Regions from separate parts of the Homo sapiens genome. Here region 2 is linked to region 1. A link is a loop called in an ENCODE intact Hi-C map of the cell type or tissue named here. Cell type or tissue: heart left ventricle. All regions are shown on one strand.

Region 1 (8,000 bases):
CCAGAATTTCATATATATATGCATATATATAGTCAACATATATATATTCAGCATAATTTTGAGACTCATTTATGTTGTGCATATCAGTAGTTGATTTTATATTGCTGAGTGGTATGTCATGTGTTTATATTGATGGACAACTGGACAGTTTCTAGGTTTTAGCTTTTATGAATGAAGCTGCTATGGGCATTGTTTTACAAGTCTTTCTGTAGACATGCGATAGTTGATATTTAGGGGAGAGCTTGCTGGGTCATAGGGTAGTGCATAATTAGTTTTATAAGAAGCTTTTCAAAAGTGCTTCTATATGAGAGCTTCAGTTGTTCTACATCCTTGCCAACACTTGCTGCTCTCAATCTTTTCATTTTTGGCCATACTGGTGGGTACGTAGGGGATCTCTGTGATTTTACATTGCATTTACCTGATGATCAAGAATGTTAAACACTGTTTTATGTGTTTTTTGGCCACTCCTGTATCTACCTTTGTAATGTGTATGTTCAAAACTTTACTCATTAAAAACATAGGTTGCCTCTTTATTATTGAGTTGTAGGAGTTCTTTAAATATTCTGGAGTCATTGTCAGACCTATGTTTTGTGAATATTTTCTCCCAGTCTGTGGTGTCTTTGAAGGAGCGAAAGTTTGAAATTTTGTCTAATTTGACAGAGTAATATTAATTCTTTCTAAAAATGAATTTATCAAGTTCTTTTTCATTTTTGGTTATTGTTTTTGTGTCTTGTCTAGGAAACTCCTGCCTACCCCTAAACTGGGAATATGTTTTCTTCTAGCAGCTTTTTAGTTTTGGCTTTTACATTTGATTCTATTATCTATCTTAGATTAATTTTTACATAGATATGATATAGAGGTAAATATTCATTAAAAACATCTGGTTGTTCCAATAGCATTTATTGAAAACACTTTTCTTTTCCCTTGCTTTCTTTGGCACCTTTGTAAAAGAATCAAAGAACCATATAAATGAGGTGTTTCTGGGCACCCTATTCTGCTTCCATTGAGTTAGTTGTGTGTCTCGATGTCAGTAACACTGTCTTGACTATTATAATTATATTACACATTTTAAGTCAGGTACTGAAACATCTCTACATTTTCTTTCTTTCTTTCCCCCAAAATTGCTTTGGCTAACTTAGGTTCTTTGTATTTCTCTGTATATTTTAGAATCAGCTTCAATTTAAAAAAAGCCTCTGGGATTATATTTAGGATTATATTTAATCTATAGATCAATTTTAGTAGAACTGACAACATTGAGCATTTAAATTTAGGAATACGGTATTAATGTAGATACATCCATTTATTTAGGTCTCTTAAACTTTCTTTCAGCAACATATGTTTTCTTTGTCTTTTTTTTTTTTTTTTTTTTTTTTTTGAGACAGAGTCTCCCTCTGTCATTCAGGCTGGAGTGGAGTGGCGCAACCTTAGCTCACTGCAACCTCTGCCTCCCTGGTTCAAGCAATTCTCTTGCCTCAGCCTCCCGAGTAGCTGGGATTACAAGTGCCCGCCACCATGCCCAGCTAATTTTTGTATTTTTAGTAGAGATGGGGTTTCACTATGTTGGCCAGGCTGGTCTCAAACTCCTGAACTCAGGTGATCCACTTGCCTTGGCCACCCAAAGTGCTGGGATTACAGGCGTAAGCCAGAGCACCTAGCCAGTTTTCAATATAGAGGTTTTACATGTCTTTTGTCAGTTTACTCCAAAGTATTTAGTGCCTTATGATATCATTTTAAGTGAAATTTTTAAGAAAATACACTTTCCAATTGTCTGGGCTGCAGTATGTAAAAATTACAGCTTTTAGCAGAATATAATTTTATTTTTATTAGAGAACTTCTTTTTTAGAAGCATAGACATTGCAGATTGTATAGGCAGCCATGGATAAAATTTAGTCCTTCAAATAAAATTCTAGCCTGAAGGTTAACAAGAATTGGATGACAGCTGCACATAGCCTGAATTCACATGGCTGGGCTTTTTTTTTTCTGCCTCTAATGCAGTGCACCATTGCAGCCTTTTTTTTTTCCCCCAGTGGACTCCTCCACTATCAACTTTCTTCCCCAGAGGAGTGGTACATTATTTGCTACAATCAATGAACCTACATTGACACATCATTATCACCCAAAGCCCAAATATTTTCTTTATGTTTCGTTTTCTTCAGTTTGAGTATGATATGCCTAAGTGTAGATTTTTTGACACGTTTATCCCTCCTTGGTGTTCTCTGAACTTCTTGGATCTGTGGTTTGGTGTCTGACATTAATTTGGGAATATTTGTCATTTTTGCATCAAATATTTCTTCTGTTCCTTACTCTTTTTCTTCTCTTTGTATTCCCACTGTAACTTATGTACAGTTCTTGGATATTCTGTTCCAGTTTCCACCCCCCACTTTCTCTTTTCAGTTTGGGAAGCTTCTGTTGACATATCCTCAAGCTCAGACGTTCTTTCCTCAGCTGTGTCTAGTCTACTAATGAGTCCATCAAAGGCATTCTTCCTGTTACATGTTTTTTATTTCTAGCATGTCTTTTTGATTCTTTCTTAGAATTTGTATCTCCTTGATTACATTGCCCATGTTTTTTTATTTAATTTTTAATTTTTAATGGGTATATAGTAGGTATATATATTTTTATATATATGCTTTCTATTACATGTTTTTTAATTCTAGCTTGTCTTTCTGATTCTTTCTTAGAATTTCTATCTCCTTAATTACATTGCCCATCTGTTTTTTTTTAAATTTTTAGTTTTTAGTGGGTACATGGTAGGTATATATATTTATGGGGCATATGAGAAATTTCGATACAGGCATACAAGGCATAATAATCACATCAAGGTAAATGGGTATCCATCGTCTCAAGCATTTATTATTTCTTTGCATTATAAACATTCCAATTATACTCTTCTAGTTATTTAAAAATATATAATAAATTATTATTGACTGTAGACACTCTGTTGTGCTACCAAATACTAGATTTTTTTTTTTTTTGAAATAGAGTCTTGCTCTGTCGCCCAGGCTGGAGTGCAGTGGTGTGATCTTGGCTCACTGCAACTTCTGCCTCACGGGTTCAAGTGATTCTCCTGCCTCAGCCTCCTGAGTAGCTGGGATTACAGGCATGCATCAACATGCTCAGGTAATTTTTGTATTTTTAGTAGAGATGGGGTTTTGCCATGTTGTCCAGGCTGGTCTCGAACTTCCAACCTCAAGGTATCCACCCACCTTGGCCTCTCAAACTGCTGGAATTATAGGTGTGAGCCACCACGCCTAGCCCCAAATACTAGATCTTATTTCTTCTATCTAACTTTTTTTTTGTACGCATTAGTCATCCCCACTTTCTTCCCCTCCACTGTGCCTAGGCTCTGGTAACCATCATTCTACTCTCTGTCTTCATGAGTTCAATTGTTTTAATTTTTAGCTTCTACAAATGAATGAGAACATGTGACATTTGTCTTTCTGTGCCTGGCTTATTTCACTTAACATAAAGACCTCCAGTTCCATCCATGTTGTGGCAAGTGGCAGCATCTTGTTCCTTTTTATGGCTGAATAGTGCTCCATTGTGTATATGTAACCACATTTTCTTTATCCATTCATCTGTTGATAGACACTTATGTTGCTTCCAAATCTTGGCTGTTATGAATAGTGCTGCAAAACATGGGAGTGCAGATATTGCTTTGATATATTGATTTCCTTTTTTGGGGTATATACTTAGCAGTGAATTGCTGGATTATATGATAGCCCTATTTTTAGCTTTATGAGGAACCTCCAAACTGTTCTCCATAGTGGTTGTACTAATTTACATTCCCCCAAACAGTGTACAAGGATTCCCTTTTTTCCACATCCTCGCCAACATTTGTTATTGCTTTTGGATATAAGCCATTTTAACTGAGGTGAGATGATACCTCTTTGTAGTTTTGATTTGCATTTCTTTGATGATCTGTGATGTTAAGCACCTTTTCAGATGCCTGTTTGCCATCTGTATGTCTTCTTTGGAGAAATGTCTGTTCAGATCCTTTGCCCATATTTAAGTTGGAGTATTAGAATATTTTCCTGTAGAATTGTTTGAGCTCCTTATATATTCTGGTTATTAATCTCTTGTCAGATGGATAATTTGCAAATATTTTCTCCCATACTGTGGGTTGTCTCTTTTCTTTGTTGATTGTTTCTTCTTCTTCTTCTTCTTTTTTTTTTTTTTTTTTTTTTGAGACAGAATCTTACTCCATTACCCAGGCTGGAGGGTAGTGGCATAATCTTGGCTTACTGCCACCTCCGCCTCCCGGATTCAAGCGATTCTCGGGCCTCAGCCACCTGAATAGCTGGAATTACAGGTGCACACCACCACACCTGGCTAATTTTTGTATTTTTAATAGAGACAGGGTTTCACCATATTGGCCAGGCTGGTCTTGAACTCCTGACCTCAGGTGATCTGCCCATTTCAGCCTCCTAAAGTGCTGGGATTACAGTTGCGAGGCACCATGCCTAGTCTGTTGTTTCCTTTGCTATGCAGAAACTTTTTAACTTGATGTGATCCCATTTGTCTGTTTTTGCTTTGGTCGCCTGTGCTTGTGGGGTATACTCAAGAAATCTTTGCCCAGATCAATGTCCTGGAGAGTTTCCTCATTGTTTTCTTTTAGTAGTTTCATAGATTGAGGTCTTCTGCATATGGATATCCACTTACCCATCTGTTCTTACATGTTGTCCATTAGAGCCCTTAGCATACTCTTCATAATTATTTTAAATTCCTAGTGTAATAGCTCCAACACCCCTGTCATATCTGAATGTGCTCTGATGCTTGCTCTGTCTTTTCAAACTGTTTTTGCCTGTTAGTGTGCCTTGCACTTTTCTGTTGAAAGCCAGTCATGACATATCTAGTACTACTTCCATTGGGCCAGGCATGGTGGCTCACACCTGTCATCCCAGCACGCCTGACATCCCAGCTGAGGAGGGAGGATCGCTTGAGGCTAGGAGTTCAAGACCAGCCTGGGCAACAGAGTGCGGCCCCGTCTCTACAAAAACAAAACAAAACGAAACACCCCCACCCCCCACTTACACTGGATGTTTCTGCTTCTGGGATTCCACTTCAGTGAGTTGGAATTCTCTGTACCTTCCTCTCTCTCCAGTGCTTGGGAAATGGTTTGCCCCGTGACTTCAAATCTCTGGCAGATCTAAGAAGGGTTGTTGATTTTTCAGCCTGTCCAGGCTTTTTCTTGTTAGGATGGAGTGACAACTTTCAAACTCACTACATGCTGGATCAGAAAACAGAAACCTCTCAGTGTAATTTCAAATTACATTTATCTAATTATAAGTGAAGTTAAACAGATTTTTATATTTTTTATGTGTAAGGTGCCTTTGATTCTATTTTCTCTTAACTTTAGCCATTCATATCTTCTGCCAATTTAAAAACTGAATTGTTAGCTTTTTCCTTCTTGCTTTTTAAGAACTCTTCATGTCCTGGGGAGATTAGCTCTTCGTCTGTGAAATGGGGTGTGTGTCCCCCCATTTTGCCACTTGTCTTTTGACTCTGCTTACAGTATGTTTTCAACGTACAAAAACTTTTACTTTTAAGAAGTCAATTTATCAACATTTACATGGTTTCTGGGCTGGGTGCAGTGACTCATGCTTATAATCCCAGCACTTTGGGAGGCTGAGGCGGGTGGATCACTTTTAGCTTAGGAATTTGAGACAAGCCTGGGCAACATGGTGAAACCCCATCTCTACAAAAAATACAAAAATTAGGTGGGCGTTGGTGGTTTGCACCTGTAGTCCCAGCTACTCAGGAGGCTGAGGCTGGAGAATCACTTGAGCCTGGGAAGCGGAAGTTGGAGCGAGCCAAGATCTCACCACTGCACTCCAGCCTGGGCGAAAGAGTGGGAACCCATCTTGAAACAAACAAACAAACAACAAACAAAAAATGGTTTCTGGGTCCTGAGTCAGGCATGAATTCTAAAAGAGTTTGGAAATGCATAATGATAAAGAGGAATTATTTTATTATTATTATTTAAAACACCGTTTGCCATAATTGCTCTGTCTCCCAAGGGAGTGGCATACTTTCCCTCCAGAGCAGAGTTTTTGGCAACCCCTCCTTGCCCCTACTAATGAATCATTTAATGTGAAAAGAGAGCCCTCAGAGGAACAACATAATGAGAAAAGACACAATTTACTCTGCACAATGATAAAGAATGTGTAAGTTTCAAGGAGTACCTCCCTTAGGGCTTCAAGGGAGGAGTGGAGGGAGAGGAGGAGCAATGAGCAGTGTCGTGGGGCCAGCTGCAGAGGAGGGGCCCCGTGGAAAATCCCGGGGTGGGGCACTAAAAGGCAGGGACGTGTGACTGACTTCCAGTTTTAGGTCATGTGCTACTCTGTGCTACAGGATAACTTTCTGCATTATTCCCAAACCATCATTAAATATGCACTGGCACAGCAAACAAGAAGAAAATGGGATGAGGTATGGTCAAGAAAGCAGAAGAGGACAAATGTGGTGGCTCACCCTGTATTCCCAGCATTTTGGGAGGCCGAGGCTGGAAGATCAATTGAACCCAGGAGTCAGACACCAGCCTGGGCAACATAAAGAGAACCGGTCTCTACAAAGCTATAAAGAAAAGTTAGCTGGAGGTGGTAGTGTATGACTGTAGTCCCCGTTACTCGGGAGGCTGAGGCAGGAGGATTCCTTGAGCCAGGGGATGGGGGATGGGGTTCGAGGCAGCAGTGTGCTGTGATTGTGCCACTTCACTCCAGAAAGAAATAAAGCAGAAGAAAGCTAAAGTGGATTTCTAGCAAGGAAGATAAGAAAGTGCAGTTTGGGTCTGACTCAGGAGTAATTGTGAGACAATTCCTTTCCCCCAAATAGCCCAGAGCAGTGGTTTGCCACCTTAGCTGCACAAGAGAATCACCCAGGGGAGCACTTTGGAACCACAGAAGCCTAGGATTTCACCAGGCCAATTAAATTCAATGCTCTTTGGGTGTGGCCCAGGCATCAGGAGAGTTTTGAAAGTTCCCGGGTTATTCCAATGTACAGCCACAATTGAAAACCACTGTCTAGATCAGTGCTTCTCCAACTTTAACGTGCAAACAAATCACTGAAGGATACTGTTTAAATGCAAATTATGATTTAGTAGTAGGCAGGCCCGATATTTTGCATTTTTAACAAACTTCCAGGTGATGCTGGTCTGATGACCACATTTTGAGTAGCAAGGGATAGAGGTAGCTGACATGTGGGTTCCACATATTGTCAAATTGGCGTCCAGAAGGTTCTAATTTACACTTGTAGAGATTGCTACTTGTCCTTCTGTATCTATCCTCCCTTCTCTCCTGGTAATAGAACTGCCTATTTTCAGTTACCCGCTTGGCTAGACAAACATTTTTAGCTTTCTTTAAAGCTGCATGGCCACGGGACTGAGCTGGGCCTCCTGGGGTGCAAGCGGAAGTTGCATCCTCAAGGAAGAAAGAGTGGCCTTTCCTCTCCCCTTCCCTCTTCCTGCTGGCTCAAATGCAGTCCTGGTGGTGTTGCTTGGGAGGCTGTCTTGAATCACAAAATAGAAGTTATATGCTGAAGGTGGCGGCAGCAGAGAGAAGTGTGTTCGGAATTGGTTCCTTCTGGTGGGTTCTTGGTCTCGTTGACTTCAGGAGTGAAGCCGCAGACCTCTGCGGTGAGTGTTACAGCTCATAAAGGTAGTGTGGACCCAAAGAGTGAGCAGCAGCAAGATTTATTGTGAAGAGCAAAAGAACAAAGCTTCCATAGCATGGAAGGGGACCCAAGTGGGTTGCTGCTGCTGGCTCGGGTGGCCAGCTTTTATTCCCTTATTTGGCCCCGCCCACATCCTGCTGATTGATCTATTTTACAGAGTGATTATTGATGCATTTACAGTGCTTTAGCTAGACACAGAATGCTGATTGGTGCGTTTTTACAGAGTGCTGATTGGTGTGTTTACAAACCTTTAGCTAGACAGAAAAGTTCTCCAAGTCCCCTGACCCAGAAGCCCTGCTGGCTTCACCTCTCAATCCCCCCTCTAAGCAGGA
Region 2 (8,000 bases), 460 kb after region 1:
AGCAAGACTCAGGAACTGAGCAGCCCACAGTAGCTTTTTATGTAACCAGCCCACCTTCTCTGCAGGAGATGAGCAGAGTCAAAAGATCTGTTTTCCTTCCCATTTCCTCCTGCAGTTCACTCTTCACAGTGGGTGACTGGGCAAAGGGTCACTCACCACCAAGCCACAGGTTTCTCCTATTTTCTCCTGGGCCCCTGGCCACTCCTATCTTCTGCTTCTGTCTTTGGTTCAACCCCTTGGGCTGTCTGTGTTTCATGGCGCCAGGCAATTTATCTCTTTTGTCCTTCCTAAGGTGAAGGTAACAATTATACATCTTTAATCAAGGCTGGGGACTGACTCAATATTTTTCTGACAGGAATACTGCTCTTCCAGCAGACCGAGTCATTTAGGTATTTCTCAAATGTTCACTGCACACAAGACATTGCGCTAGAGGGACAGAGCCCTTATGGAGATCGAAGCAATGGCTCCTTCATCTCCATGAGGGCTCAGGGGTCTGGGCTGAACTGAGGACTGGCCCATGAAGACAAGCTGAGGATGCACTCCATGAAGCTGTTTACAGTGGGATTTCAGACCCACCATGTTACGGAGTGTCTGAGAGGAAGGCCGAGAGGGCGTGTCTGCTTCTTGCCTCTCTGGAGCAGTAAATGACCCATCCATCTACCCAGTTACTGAAGCCAGACACCAGGAAGTCAATCATGATTCCCCCTCTCCACCACTACCCCTGTCCACACCTAATCAGTCCACAAGTCTTTTTGAGCTTATTTCTAAAACATATCTCACAAGTACCTTCTTACCTTATTCCTACTGTTGCCACCTTGGTCCAGGCCACCTCCATTTACTGCTTGGACCTGTGTATCAGCCTCCTTCCTGGTCTCCCACTTCCATTCTTAAGCCACTCCAATCTATTCTGGACTCAGCAATAGAGATCATCTTAAAAGGGAGTCCAGATCAGTGCAAGGCATTGCTTAAGATGCTTCAAGGGCTTCTTAACTAGGTTAAAATCCTATCCCTTCACTTTGGTCTGCAAGAGCCTATCTGATTTAATCCCTGCCCACATCACCAACACTTGGCTCCGGCCAAAATGGTCTTGGTTTCAGTTCCTCAAAAAAGCCAAGCTCTCTCCTGTTTTTGCTCATCTGGACCCTCAGCCTGGAAGGTGCTTTCCTCCACACTTCACATACCTACCTCCTTCCCATCACGTAGCCTTAATCAGTGGTTCTCAATCTAGGGTGGCCACTGGAACCACCTGGAGGGCTCATTAAACACAGACTGCTGGGGGAGTCTCTGATGAATCAGACTGAAGTGGGTCTGGGATAGGGTCTGAGAATCTGCATTTCTAGCAGGTTCTCAGGCAATGCTGTTGGTGTTGGTCCAAGGACCACAGTCTTCTCTGGCCACGCCATTCAAAATATGGTGCCCACTCCTAGTAGATTCTGTCTCTGTTTCTTTTTGTTGACTTCACAGCACTTCTTACGCTTGAGACCACGTTGCTTTGTTTACTCTTCTGTTTTGCTTTTACATGTCTTCTCTGCTAGAAACTTCCATGAGGTCAGAACCATGTTTCTCTGGCACAGAATTACGTCCCCAGTGACTGCTGCAGAGCCTGGCATACAGCAGGCACTCAATAGATGTTTACTGAAGAATGATTAAATGAAGGGGGGTTTAAAGGCCAAAGCAAGGGACTCTGAAGTCAAAGACCTCTATGTGGAAGTCAGGAAGTGGATTAGAGAAGGATCTGGCAAGGAAGCAGGAAGCAGGGAGGATGGTCTGGGCACCAGCAGGATGTCCCCAGACGGAGGGGGCATGACTGATGAACAGGTGCATCCCACGCAAACCCATGCCAGGGAGGTGTTCAGCATCTCTGAGGCCTGCATCTACTCCTGAGGGCAGCCACTGGGCTCAGTGTGGAACATGCATCCTGAGAAGAGGCTTCCAGAGGATCCAGGCAGATTTGAAAGGAATCAGTCAAAGAAGCCATCAGAGGCCCTTTAATGTTCTGTTTGGTAACCTCTTAGTGATCTTTCTCTGTACCCAGGGGCCAAACACAGCACGTGGCCACGGGAGGTGGGAGAGAGATGGAGCTGGTGATGGAAGCACTGGTGGCATTTTAGTAAATGCCTCCAAGAGCAAGCGGGGCGGGGAGACGAGCACAGTGAAAGAAGACACTAATGAATCTTATCCAGCTGTGCAGCTTTAAGTGATTAATGCCCAGCACAGAGCAAACGTTTGATTAATAAGGCAGCACCTCCATATCATCACTCTAACCTTCTGAGGCTCCCAGGTAAAAGTGGCTCTTATGAAAGGGACGGGATACATTCAAGTAAAGTTCAAAGAAAAAAGAAATCACTCTAGACTCAGTTATGAAAATGAATGGATGGGAAGCGGGAATTGTAATGATGCTTTTTCAAAAAAGGGGGAAAAAACTGAATACATTCTTTTCCATCACAGAGTCTCAAGAGAGGTCCACTTACATAAGAGAAATTCTACTGGTGTGTGAATAGCTGGGAAGGAAAAAAAAATACACAGAGAGCAGAGGAGGAAGAGAGCAGTATCATCTCCTGGAGGAGACAGACCTCTTTGTTATTCCCAAAGCATTTCTTAGGTGACCCACTGGAGAGTGAAAGACTCTCAAGACATTTCAATATAATGAGGTCAATGTGCCAAATAATGGAAGTCACTACTCTTTTTTTTTTTTTTTTTTTTTTTTTGAGATGGAGTCTCGCTCTGTCGCCCCAGCTAAAGTACAGTGGCGCGATCTCGGCTCAGGGCAAGCTCCCGGGTTCACGCCATTCTCCTGCCTCAGCCTCCCGAGTAGCTGGGACTACAGGCACCCGCCACCACGCCCGGCTAATTTTTTTGTATTTTCAGTAGAGATGGGGTTTCACCATGTTAGCCAGGATGATATCGATCTCCTGACATCGTGGATCCACCCACCTCAGTCTCCCAAAATGCTGGGATTACAGGTATGAGCCACCGTGCCTCTCTTGACATACTACTCTTGAACGTACTACTCTCTTGACATAAAGATGGACATCACACAAGAGCCCCTAATTAGCTATGCAAATATTTTAGGTCTGCAGCTGAAGTCTAAAAGCCCCAATTTTTACAACCTGTCAGACATATGTGTTTATTACGCAAGTATGTTAAATTCAAAGTAATTAAACTAGACAGAATAGATAAGCAATATTTTAAAAGGTGAACTATCCCTATCATTTACAGAAAATGACTGTCAAAAATTTTGGTGCATATCCTTTTAAAGGTTTTTCTAAGCATGGTTGTAATATAATATTGTATATATTGTTTTTTAATCTTCTTAGTGTAACAATACTTTTTATATGTAAATAATGATGCTTATACACCATCATCTTTAAGGACAACTCGGTTTTTTATTTATTTAGCTGTTCCCCTACTGTTGAACATGTAACAGTCTTAGCCATATAAAATGAATCCATTGAGAATCTGGCAACTTAAAGGTGTATGTGTTTTGCATGTTGCTGAATGAATGAGTAGATTTCACTCTTCCCTGCTCCAGTTCTGGTACAGTGTATGGGTATGTTTTGTGTGTGTGTGTGTGTGTGTGTGTGTGTGTGTGTGTGTGTGTGTGTGTGTGTGTGTATTAGTCATTTCAGTAGGAACTTTGGAAGAAGGGGAATTAAATGTTTCAATACAAAATTACTATCTTTATTCAGAAGCTAATTATCTTGTAGTAAAAATTAAAATGCTGGTTTTTACTTTCAACTCCATGCCTACAACTTGGACCCTTGCTCTGATTCCTAGGCAGGATTTCCAAATTCACTGTTGTTGCTCAGAAGAGCATCTACATACAAGTTCCTGAGGGGCAAGAGTTCTTCATGATCTGGACAGCAGACCCCACACAGCAGGATCTCACAGAGCCTCAAGCACTTGCTTCATCTTCACAGCAATGCTGCAGCCCAGGTGCACCTTCCTCATTCACAGGTGAGGAATTGGAGGTTTGGAAAGTAAGGGAATTAATGGGGGTCACAGAACCAGAAGTATCAGAATTAGGGTTCTGGCCAAATGTTTAGGTCACCTTCCAGTGCATCACAGATGTCCCTTGAGGCAGGGGTGTGGGGGAAGCAGGGACAGGAGGGGAGGTTTTGGAAGGCTGTCAGCCTGATTCCCACCCAGGGGCACTGCTGACAAATGAATGGTCAATGTGATGGGAGACTGCAGTGGGTTTGGGTTTCTGCTAGCAGCAAGCAGGGTAATCTGTTCTTGGATCCTCCCCCACAAGCACAACATAGGAGTTCAAAAATGCTAGCAACTCCTTTATTTGGTGCAGGAGAACAAGGCCAATCTCAGCTGGGGTGCCTGTCAAAGAGGACCTTCAGAAGCCTAGCAAAGGGTGCCTGCATTTTTTCTCAGAAGGTGAGTCCAAGGTTTTATTAATAGGCTGGGCAACTTCTGGCCTGATTTTACTGGATGCACATAACTTTTAAGATCTTTTAGGACAGTTTCTACAAGAAAATGGTCTCCTCGGTCCACTGTCTTCGCAACTCATGAGATGTCTGCTCAAAATGCAGATTCTTAAATTCTGTCCTAATCACATTAAATTAGGAATTCTGGAGATGGTTCCCAATATTTGATGTTTTTACAAGCGTACCAGGTGAGACATGTTCCTGTATCCCAAAAGCTTGAGAAGCATTCAGTGAGCCATTCATCCCACAACCCGTGACCCTGAAGTTGTAACAAAGCTAAATTCTCAAAGTATACCAAGATATCAGGACTATCAGCTCCCATTTCTACAGAGTTTTATGGCACACAAAAGGGGCTCTCTCATGCCTCACACGTTGTATCTTATGAGCCTCAGAATAGCTCATCACCTCCCTCTACATGGCGGAAGGCATCAGACTCCAGGAGGTCAAGGGACTTTAGTCTAAGGTCGAGTAGCTCCTAACTGGTCACACCAGGAAATAAACCCTCCTCTCAGCTCAAATCTTTTTTTCCTATACTATCTGCTTCTACACTACATTTTCTCTACAGCTGCTTCTTTTTCTACCCTATCTCATCTCCCTTCATACTCACCACTATAACCCTTGGCTCCCATTCGCCAAAAGATACAGAATCTATTTTCAAGCACAAATTCCGAAGTAAAGGTATTTGGATAAACCACACACTGAACAGGTGTAAAACCTTCCTTTATGAAAACATCCACCAGATAAATTATTTAGACTTGTCATAGAAAAATGGTCCAATTCTGCATTATTTCAGTACAATAATCTGATTTCTGAATATCTTGGAGTATGTAAGTATCAAATAAATATGAGTGTTCTCTGTAACATCTTGGAAACACATGTACATCTTTTTATTCATCCTAAATCTGTCAAAGGTAGGGTGCCAGGAAACTCAGAGTCTTTTCCATATGTAAGGATCCAAATCACTTCTTGCTGTCCCTTGCTACTTCCCCAGGGTCCCAAAGTCTACCCTATTCGTGACCTTAATCCTTTATTCAGGCTGTTGCCTCATCTTTAAATTCCTTCCCTGACACCCTCTAGCCCATTCCTATCCAAAATGGGTGGTAAATTCTTGATATCTTTCAAAGTCCAGTTCAGATATCTCCATTCTTGTTCTTTGTAGGATCCCAGCTCCCTACTCACCCAAGAGGATAAACTGTTCTCACTTCTCTTTTTCAGTATAATGCTAACTCAACAGGGCTACTGGATTCCATGTCTCTCTCCTCTGCTAGACCACTCGATGCTTTAGAAGATCCCTTTTTCATGTTTAGATCTCTAGGTCTTAACACAGTGTCGTGATGCAAAGTAGGTGTCCACCTCAAATTTATTTATCTCAATACCTGTTCCCTTTCTGAGAGCCTTTTCTTGTCTAGGGTGTCCTGAAGGCTACATATATTTCTTGGAGGCTGAATAGGTGTACTTCTTGCTTCTGCTTTCTGCTTCCAGACCACTATCCTTTCCACTTGCTAACCTCCTGCCCAGTTCCTTTGAGGTGCCTGCCATGGGACTACAGCCTTCCTTATGTTATTTATTCTGCTTTTGGTCATGCCACAATCCATTGATGATTTTCTTATCCTTCTCTTGGTCAGGGCAGAATCTATAATTCCCTTCAAATTCTGCATATGCCTTCTTGTCTTTTTTGAAATAAAATAATTAAGTCAGAAACTTTCAAAACAAGGCCTTGTTCTCTTCTACATCCAAGAAGTAATTTCAGACCCAAATGCCATCTGATCAATCATCATGTTATATGTTTGTAAAGGACAATTCCAAAATAGGCTAGACTGCATATAAAAAAAAGGTCACTTTATTCAACAAGTTTTATTTTATAGCTCAAAAATGCACCCAGGCGTACAAGAAAACTAATTAGACTTGAAGACTACCAAGTGATGCCATCTTGTGACAGCTTATAGTGACAAAGCTTCTTAGCAGTTGTGAAAAAGACTTTCATAAAAAATATGTTGTTCCTATATAAAAATCATCGATCGGGCAATTTTTTAAATGACTACTTTGAAATGGGAAGAGTGAGAAAGTGGAACTTAATGAGTAAATAATCAGTAGCCTACAGGTTTGATTACAACGCCGGAAAAAATGGCAAGAAATCATGAGCCAAGGAAAGCACGTGTTGATTGCCCTTTCCCAATAACTACTCTTCTGGTAGCCTGTTTCCCAAGTCCAAAATGCTCAGTGGCGAGCAAAGAAAAATATCATTTCCAAGTTATGTTCCATGGTAATGTTGTCGATTTCCCACAAACTGTGATCTCCCCAAGAGATAGCCAAAGCTATTTAAGGGCTGTCAGCCTTGTTTCTGTGGAGAGGATGGCACCAGCTCTTTTCCAATGTAAATATGAAGTGCTCTCCATGAAAACAGTATTTGTGGAAGCATTCAACCAACTTAGTAATTCTGAAATACATTCAGGCAAAGACCCCAGTCGCTGAGTGGTGATTTCCTAATCTAGAAAGTAATGAACAAATGAAGGAGTATGGCTCCTGGAAAGCTTGAAGTTGCCTTTGACAGGATTGAGGCAAAGCCTTGCAGCTCTGCAGCCCCTACTGGACCACTGCTCCTCCTTTCTGCTTCCAGACCACCGCCCTTTTTACTCCCTAACTCCCTGCCCAGTTCCTTTGAGGTGCCTGACATTATACTATCCACTATCCCTCTTTATGACACTTACTCTCCACCTGGTCATGCCACAATTCATTGACGATTTTCTTACCCTTCCCTCTCTTTATCATCATTCTTAGTAACTTCAATATCCTCACAGATGATCTACCCAATACCTAGCTTCTCAGTTCCACAACCCTCCTCAACCCAAAGGTCTTGTCCTTTATAATCTCCTAAAGCAGCTTTTGCTGTGACTGTAGCCTAAGCTTTGTCATTGAAAATACAGAACCATTGCTGAAGTCGTAAGTTTACAAGCACCATCTTGTGTCTTTCCAATTCACTCTCTCTAGTATGCCCATTCTGTGGAGTCCTGACAAGATAAGTAAACAACAAGGAAGATGCCCCAAGTGTGGAGAGAACAATTGTTCTGAGAGAAGGCTAACCACCAACAACCTGCTGACACAACATCCTGTTCCCAAATACCTCGCTTTGCATGTAGCCCCAGCAGCACAAGCTTATCTGTAGGTAGCCCCTCCGGCACCACCCTGTAAAACTTCCCTCCAGATCCTGTCTCTTTGCAGACAGCTCCTTCTCTGCTGTGCTGCCCATTGCTTTCTTTAACTTACTACTGTCTTTGTAAATTATTTTACCACCCACAATGCTGGCTCCAATCAGTTGCAACCTGCAACACATTCCAAAAGTTCTCTGATCCTGCTGTGACTCTTAACATTGCCACCTTTTCCTTGTCCATCACCCCATTCATGGCTTCACTTTCCTCATTACCTAACTTCTATTCCATTATAATTATAATCTCTCCTTTTGTATTCATGAATACATCCCCAGTACCTCTTCTCTCTATCATATTTGCTTAGCAAAACCAACCTAGCTTAAATCCTATTCTCTGCCTCCTCCACCCACCTGAA

Evidence for each region. A loop is a pair of places that touch in the nucleus more often than their neighbours do. Peaks named below come from ENCODE experiments on the same cell type or tissue, not always from the same donor. Only the 100,000 strongest peaks of a DNase experiment are listed, where the experiment ranks them.
Region 2: a loop joins it to region 1, with 2.6 times the contacts of the local background. A loop is called at or near these places in 19 of 110 quality-filtered maps.

Annotation. Positions count from the first base shown.
Region 1 is chr7:36,491,714-36,499,713 of GRCh38, forward strand. No RefSeq gene overlaps it. Among named protein-coding and RNA genes, the nearest start is that of AOAH-IT1, 100 kb to the right of the region's middle. In heart left ventricle, no CTCF peak of the experiment used is centred here; no DNase peak of the experiment used is centred here; H3K27me3 peaks cover 1,313 bases.
Region 2 is chr7:36,950,282-36,958,281 of GRCh38, forward strand. The region is part of intron 16 of ELMO1 (engulfment and cell motility 1); the gene reads right to left. Among named protein-coding and RNA genes, the nearest start is that of MIR1200, 35 kb to the left of the region's middle. RefSeq lists enhancers at 845-894, 1,005-1,234. In heart left ventricle, no CTCF peak of the experiment used is centred here; no DNase peak of the experiment used is centred here.